Regions from separate parts of the Homo sapiens genome. Here regions 1 and 3 are each linked to region 2. Evidence: read pairs that join two places in POLR2A ChIA-PET (ENCODE). Cell type or tissue: CD4-positive, alpha-beta T cell. All regions are shown on one strand.

Region 1 (2,500 bases), 130 kb before region 2:
ATCAAATCTTTTAGAATGAAAGTAGATTCTCTGCATTGCTCTAATAGTTAAAACTTCTCTAACATGAAGAGTTGGTTGGGCACAATCTTATGCATGCCTCTGTGTATTGCTGGGTCAACCATGACCAAGGGATATTTTATTAACTCTAACCAAAAATACTCCTGACTATACCTCAAGTGTTTTGTTACAGGAGGAAAACAGAGAGACCAATTTCAAGAATTTGAAAATAAGCAAAATAAGGTTGTCATCACAGAACCCAACTCTGAAATTAAGATTTAATGTAAGAATAATCATTTTATAGAAAAAAGAACTGTATTCCATTCAAACCTGCAGAATTTACTCATCTATGATTAAGAAAAGGAGTCAATCATAAAAGTAACTTAACCTTGATAATTCCTCTCTTCTTTTTGGCCCCCTCAGAGTAGACTTCTTTCTATAGTACAGGGAAGAGAATTTTATTCAAAGAAGTTGAGTGGGGATATTGTGTTCCTACCTGTTTGGGGTTTCACGGAAGTGGAGATCCTACAATATCAAAAAAAAAAACTCTTTCTTTCTCAGTGTTTCCTGAAATAAGTACACATTGCCATCTGATGACGTTCTCTGCAATTCTGTATTTAATAATTCAGATGTTGGTGCCAAGCTATATAGAGGGGCCTTGGTGTTGTACCCTCCTCTAGTTATCTAGCTTATTCTTACCATAGGTGGATTAAACATCTCAACACCTCCTTGTTTGGATTTGGGAGTTTAAGAGAAATGACGGGATGGATATTCCCCCTGGCCTATGGGAGGAGTTAAGGAAGTGGGGGGACCGTTTCTTCCTTGTGAATCTCCTATATTTCCTAACTCTCTAAAGTCACTTACCCATTCTATGTCTGGAGTTCCTGTTTACTAATTCCTTTCTCTAAGGGACCCAGCCCTACCCAGCTCTTGAAATCCCTTCTAATGTGTTACTAATTGAAAAGCTGTGCAGTGACTTTTCTGCTTCTCCTGGTGACCTGCTCCAGGAAGTGACAAGCTCATGTTTTGGGGAGATTAGGGGAAGATAAAATTCTGATTCTATTAACAGGAAGTGGCAAGAAGATGGGAGCTACTGAGGTTTGCCATTTCCAACAAGACGTGAAATCAAGCATATCTATCACCAGGATTAATTTCTTCTAAAAACGGACCTGAAGTCTACATGATAAATTAATATTCCACCTGTTGACTTCTCCTTATAAGACCCTGCCTGAGTTTCATTGCCTGAGTTCCCATACATTCAACTAACAAGGATGAGGTGATGCCCAAACAACTTCTAAATAATTAGGAAGGTTAGGGAGAATCTAAATTCATTTTACCTCAAATAGAAAAAAGACAGTAACACAGACAAATACTGGAAGGTTCCTTTCAAGTTGCTGAGTTAAAGGAAAAGAGAGCTTAGTGAGCTTTGAGTATCTTAATTCTCCAGACAAGATAATCTATTGCATGGAGATGAACATATCATGCAAATTTTAGCTGGATTTCAGTAAACAAAATATGTGTTTAACTATTTTCCTTTGTTTTTATTTTAAGCTCTATGCATAAATGATGATTTGGCTCCTTGGGTAGATATGTCTATAGGAGACAAAGGCAGCATTCATATGGACATCAAGTACCTGGAATCTGAGATTGCTATTTCTCATTACAAATTTAAATACTGCCAAAGTGGTTAACTAGAATGTATTGACAGAAAAGGATCTACCCTTGATGTGCTCAAAATACTATGTTTCTGAGTGGTTAGAGTTGCTAGTCATACTCTGGATATCTTGGGAAGCCTCTTAGAGAGCCTGGCCTGGCAAAATTACTGCTTATTTTAAATTTCCAAAGAGATAATGTAACACATTATCTTGTTATCTCAGTTATAGAAGAAACAGATCATTGGGATAAATAGAAGGGACCAATGGCCTAAGATGAATGGTGAACCTAAAGAATCATACAGGATAAAACTGCCTTGAAGAGACAAAGAACTTCATAAATTACATCTATGCCTTACAAGATGTTTGAATGTAAGAGAAGACTGGGTACCAAGAATGAGTAGTATCAGTTCAAAGTGACTGGAAAAATTAGGGAGGCTGATAAAGTTTAAGATTCAAAATAAATGCAAATTACTCAGATTACTTCAATAAATTATAAGTATTTCCTTTCTAAGTGGTTTTAAAGTCATATAAGGGCCATATTGTGGTTGGCATAACAAATAATGATAAAATTTAATCCATTTATGATTAAAAGTTGTAATTTTCATGAAGTAATATTATTCTACAAGTTAATAATATTAATAATAATGACTGTCATCTTGAGTGTTTATTACATAACAGAAATTATGCTGTGTGCTTTATAAATATTTTCAATATAATCTTCACAAAAATCTTCATGAGCTGGTACTAATATTATCATTCTCAGCTTCCTGGTGGGGTTTGGTAACGTGTCTAGTTTGCACAGCTAGGAAGTGGTGGAGTCAGGATTCAATCCAAAGCCTCAGCTCATA
Region 2 (2,500 bases):
GGAAAGAACATTTTAGGAGGATTTATGAGGTAGAAGATACGAAGAAATTATACAATATACAAGCAAAGAAAACAAATTTTTGAAAATTTGCCAGATAGCTGGAAGCCAAAATTGTGAAAAGAAAAATCCCTATGAGAACTGCTAGTTTTATAAAATATTCTGGGAATTTAAGAAAAGGTAAATTAAATAAATTATGCATTAGTTATATTATAATTATGCTGCTGAGCTGGCATCCTTATTTTCTCCAAATTCTATCAATCAGTCAAAGAAAGTCACAGTGCATGGTCAGATTCAAAGTCACATTGCAATGGATGTAAACACAGACACCAAGAACAATTGCAGTCATTTTGTTGTCAGCCTGCAACTACCAGTAACCAGTGGTTTGATTTCAGGCAGTTCATTTCTCTTGGCCTCAGTTTCTTTATCTCCAAGATATGACTTAGGACTTTCTCTGTAGGATTCCTTACACTCCTCTGTTCCTAAAGCAACAACTTTCAAAACTGCCTTACAGGCAAATTAGAGGACTTTTCTGTATCTCAAAAAATACATATATATATAAACAAAGTGACATGTAGTTGCTTCAGTACGTGTAAAGTTACTTATTAAAAAGCAAAAATGCCATATAGAACATAAAAAGTGAAATAGGAAGATGAAATAAAATCAAACAACATTAAGTTACTATTGCAAGTCGCAAATGATTGAAGATGGCTTGTTTAGCTGTTTGCCAACACTAAACCAAATTGTCCACTTCATGTCCTAAATGGCCCAGCTTGGCACTGGATCATAACCCATATTCCACTTTATAGATTTTTCTTCATCAGTAATTCAGGGTGTGAAAGTGATCGATATTAGAATTACTCAGACTGTTAATATCGTTTAAATTAAATGGTTAATTGCTTCATTTTCTATTTTACTTGGACCATGAAGATTGAACCAATTTTATGAAGCCCAAACTTTAGACAAGCAGGTAGTAAGTGAAGGAAGTCAGTCACCAGCCAACAGCACTTCCTGTTTTCATATGCGGATAAGCAGACTCTCGTTAGAAACCCCAACTGCCAGAGAAGACAAAATGCTTTACTTCTCTCAGACTGACGAGGAAACAGTGGCTAACATAGAAATTGTTATTGTCCAGAAATAAAAACAAGCTTTCTTTAAATGCTAAGGAAAAAAATAAAGATTTAGTATTTTCCTCTGGTTTCATTTGCAAACATCTGTATGCACTGTTTTTCTTCAGGATACACAGTTGAAATGTCATATTACTGGAATCTGGAGATCACTTTGATTAAATTTTGCCTTGCATAAAGCAGGCTAAAAGAAGTTAACCCTAACTGCCTCCACCAATAAGAAAGAATGTATCTGAATTCAGCACAAATGGAAACTTGTAATGTTCTACAGTCAGGTGAGAATGAGGAAATGCTCAGATCTAAAAGGAGCTGTTGCTGTAAGGAAACCATTTCCTTGATATCTGCATGTTCATCATCTTAAGTCTCAGGCCCCCAGACAGCTGTCTCTTCAACTTCAGGAAATTAGACGCCAAAAAGAAGACCTGAAAAACTGAAACATGCTAAGCCTGTACGTTGCACAGGGGCCAGGCAAAACTATATTTAGGATTAATTTTGAGAGCTCTGGGTGGTTTTTGTTTTCTGTGTTGTGTTGTTGTTTTTAATTTGCAGGGAAGCCTGGATGTTAGAGTGATTCGTGTACACATCTTAGGTAGAGAAGCTAATAAGTAGATGTAAAGAAGTAAAACCGAATTCATTAAAACCTAGAGCATTCATTGACTTGTTTATTGCTGAGTGCTGAGTAGCAATCCACACACGGTGCAGTATTTATTTTTTTCAAAACAGAAACCCCCATAACCTATATGATGTTAACAAAGGGAAATTGCAAAACAATAACAAAAAAAGCATTTTGGAAAATAAACTCATTTTCTTCGCATTCTTCTTTCCATTGCTTCTGAAAATGTTTGAAAATCAGTAGCATTATAAACTTTACAGTCTCATTTCCCAAATTGGCTTTCTTCTTTTTCTCCTCCCAATCCTTGGTTATATTTGTCACCTTCTGTTTCTATAGCACATGGCTGAAGACCTAGCATTGCATCTGCAACAAGTACTCTGACTTTCTTCATGAATATAAGTTTACAGGAATGCCTGTATAAAAAAAAAAACCCATAGTAAGAGATTACAAATATCACATCCCTCTTAAATCAGCTTCCTGACTTCCTTTATCCCTTCATGGGTCTGGTATGTCAGCAACACTTGACAATGTGAGGTTAAACTACTTGCTCTGCTTATGATCTCATTCCCTCCTGCTATCTCTTTCAGAACAAAGACCTTATACTATCAGTTGATGAATTTTCAGCCTCTTTGCCTCTACCTGTTATATCACTGCCATCTACACATCAGCTCAAGCCATTCCTGTCTTTAAAAAACACCATCTCTGACCTTAAACCTTCCTCCATTAACCATCATTCTCTTTTTCCTTCCCCTGAAAGCCATGT
Region 3 (2,500 bases), 130 kb before region 2:
TGGGAATTGAACAATGGGAACATCTGGACACAGGGCAGGGAACATCACACACCAGGGCCTGTTGTGGGGTTGGGGGAGGGGGGAGGGATAGCATTAAGAGAAATACCTAATGTAAATGACGAGTTAATGGTTGCAGCTCACCAACATGGCACATGTATACATATGTAACAAACCTGCACATGTACCCTAGAACTTAAAGTATAATAATGGAAAAATAAACAAAGAAACAAAGACAGATAAAACAAACAAAATCCTGTAAAAAAAAAAAAAAAGTACATAGCTTGAGTGAGTATCCATACTTGAACCAGGCTGTATGTAGTAGACCAAGGGTGTATTACCCTGTAGCCCATGATGGCTTTGAATGTGGCCTTGACGGCTTTGCATGTGGCCCCACACAAATTCATAAACTTTCTTAAAATATTATGAGATTTGTTTGTGATTTTTTGTGGTTTTTTTTGTTTGTTTGTTTGTTTTTAGCTCATAAATTATACTTCGTGTTAATGTATTTTATATGTGGTCCAAGAAAATTCTTCTTCTTCCAGTGTGGCCCAGGAAGGCCAAAAGATTAGACACCCCTAGAGTAGACTGAAGAAACTTCATTCACTTTACAAATATTTATTGAGAGTCTACTACGTTGAAAGTATTATGCTAGCTGCAGAGGGAGGATATGTGGTGCTTACTTCAATATTAGGTCATTTTTTAAAATATTTGAATATTAAGAAAGTTGTTAGCCTGGACAATCTAGCAAAACCCCCATGTCTACAAAACATATAAATACTAGCTGAGCATGGTGGTGCAGGACTGTGATTCCAGCGACTCGGGAGGCTGAGGCAGGAGAGTCACATAAGCTCAGGCATGCTGACGCTGCAGTGAGTGGTGATTGTGCCTGCACTCAAGCCTGGGTAACAGAATGAGACCCTGAAAAAAAAAAAAGGAAGGAAGGAAGGAGAAAGAAGGAACGAACGGAAAAGAAAGAAAGTTTTTTTACAATTGTAGGTGTTGACATGTGTGTGGACGCCTAGAGAGATTTCTTTGATGAACTTCCTGCATAGTCAGAGACAGGAATGACGATTTCTAAACTTACAGACGCTCTTACAGACATGGTTTCCCTGATCTCCATAAACTTTAGCTGGCAATTCAGGTGGAAACAGAAATAATATCTACAGTCCTGTTGCTTATAAAGGCAGTATATTAAGAACAGAAGTATTGGAAATTAACATATTTCATGTCAGTTTCATTTTTCATCTAACTCTGTGTCTTCTTCAAGGTAATTGACCTTCCTTATGCCTTAGGCTCTACATATGAGGCTAAATAAGAGTCATTCTCTCACAGTTGTTACAAATATTAAATAAATTAGTGTACAAAAAGCTGTAAGCACAGCAACTGACATGAAAATAAACCAATGATAAATATAGAAAAATAAAATATTTTAGTTGGAAAAACAGACAAGGAAAATTGTTATGTTCTATAATTTAAGCATTTATAGAGTGTAATGCAATAACATCTCATCAAATCTGAATATTGTATATGCTTAAAAGTTTTTAAAATCACTATCAGTAATGGACACTAGTAGTAAGAGGTAAAACAGCCAGTTGTGGTTGCTCATGCCTGTAATCCCAGCACTTTGGAAGGCTGAGGTGGTTTGAGATGGGAAGATCACTTGAACATAGGAGTTTGAGACCAGCCTGAGCAACATAAGGAGACCTCATCTCTATAAAAAATTAAAAATTAGCTGGGCTGGTGGCATGGTGCCTGTGGTCCCAGCTACTCAGGAGGCTGAGATGGGAGGTAGCTTGAGTCCACCCAGGAGGTTAGGGTTAGGGTTAGGGTTATGTGATTGCACCACATCAACTCCAGCCTGGGTGACAGAGCAAGACTCTGTTTCCAAGGTAAAGGCAAAATTCAAGAATAAAGATAACAGTACCTTGCATGTATGTTAAGCAAGCCTATTTTTAACTAACCTAAGTACAGAATACTTAACTATTATTCTCCTATTTCTTTTCTAATTTGGAATTTATCTGTATACAGTAGAGAGTTCTGAGACACACATTAAAGCCCTTAGAAGTTATTAACATTCCAGTACATGCAATGGGTTTCTTTTGTAATAATTCTGCAAGAATTTACCAGTTTCTGTTATAGAATATCTCTGGTCTCTGCCTCTCAGCCTATACTGTAAGTGTCTTACAATAAATTTGAATGCTACTCTTAATTTTGAGCTATTCAAAGGAGAGAACCTATACTAAAAATAGAGAAAGAGAGAAATAAAGGATGAAAAAGAGGGTACACTAATGATAACACTACACATGGTAAAACTGTATTTTAACATGTATTTGGACTTACTCTTTTTAAATTCATGAACATGTTTATCGATAAGTTTTAGGAATATAAGAAAATAATGAATTATTTTTGATATAGGACTGAAAATCTATTGCTACATATTATATAAATGAATGTTTTGAACCTTCTCATAACTGTAAGACCTATTTGAAAATACTAATAA

Evidence for each region. Peaks named below come from ENCODE experiments on the same cell type or tissue, not always from the same donor. Only the 100,000 strongest peaks of a DNase experiment are listed, where the experiment ranks them.
Region 1: POLR2A ChIA-PET joins it to region 2 with 10 read pairs; 4 of 35 experiments call an interaction of 5 or more read pairs at or near these places.
Region 3: POLR2A ChIA-PET joins it to region 2 with 12 read pairs; 5 of 35 experiments call an interaction of 5 or more read pairs at or near these places.

What each region holds. Positions count from the first base shown.
Region 1 is chr21:14,549,397-14,551,896 of GRCh38, forward strand. It overlaps a transcript of SAMSN1 not described here. Among named protein-coding and RNA genes, the nearest start is that of SAMSN1, 4.3 kb to the left of the region's middle. In CD4-positive, alpha-beta T cell, no CTCF peak of the experiment used is centred here; a DNase peak (open chromatin) is centred at 1,005; H3K27ac peaks cover 528 bases.
Region 2 is chr21:14,674,931-14,677,430 of GRCh38, forward strand. It overlaps LOC105372738 (a long non-coding RNA gene), which reads right to left. Exons shown (of 2, transcript XR_937589.2): 2 at 1,755-2,150. Among named protein-coding and RNA genes, the nearest start is that of SAMSN1-AS1, 94 kb to the left of the region's middle. In CD4-positive, alpha-beta T cell, no CTCF peak of the experiment used is centred here; DNase peaks (open chromatin) are centred at 1,031 and 1,441; H3K4me3 peaks cover 897 bases; H3K27ac peaks cover 2,232 bases.
Region 3 is chr21:14,541,067-14,543,566 of GRCh38, forward strand. All of the region lies in intron 1 of SAMSN1 (SAM domain, SH3 domain and nuclear localization signals 1), which reads right to left. Among named protein-coding and RNA genes, the nearest start is that of SAMSN1, 4.0 kb to the right of the region's middle. RefSeq lists an enhancer at 1,294-1,343. In CD4-positive, alpha-beta T cell, no CTCF peak of the experiment used is centred here; a DNase peak (open chromatin) is centred at 1,055; H3K4me3 peaks cover 1,921 bases; H3K27ac peaks cover 1,882 bases.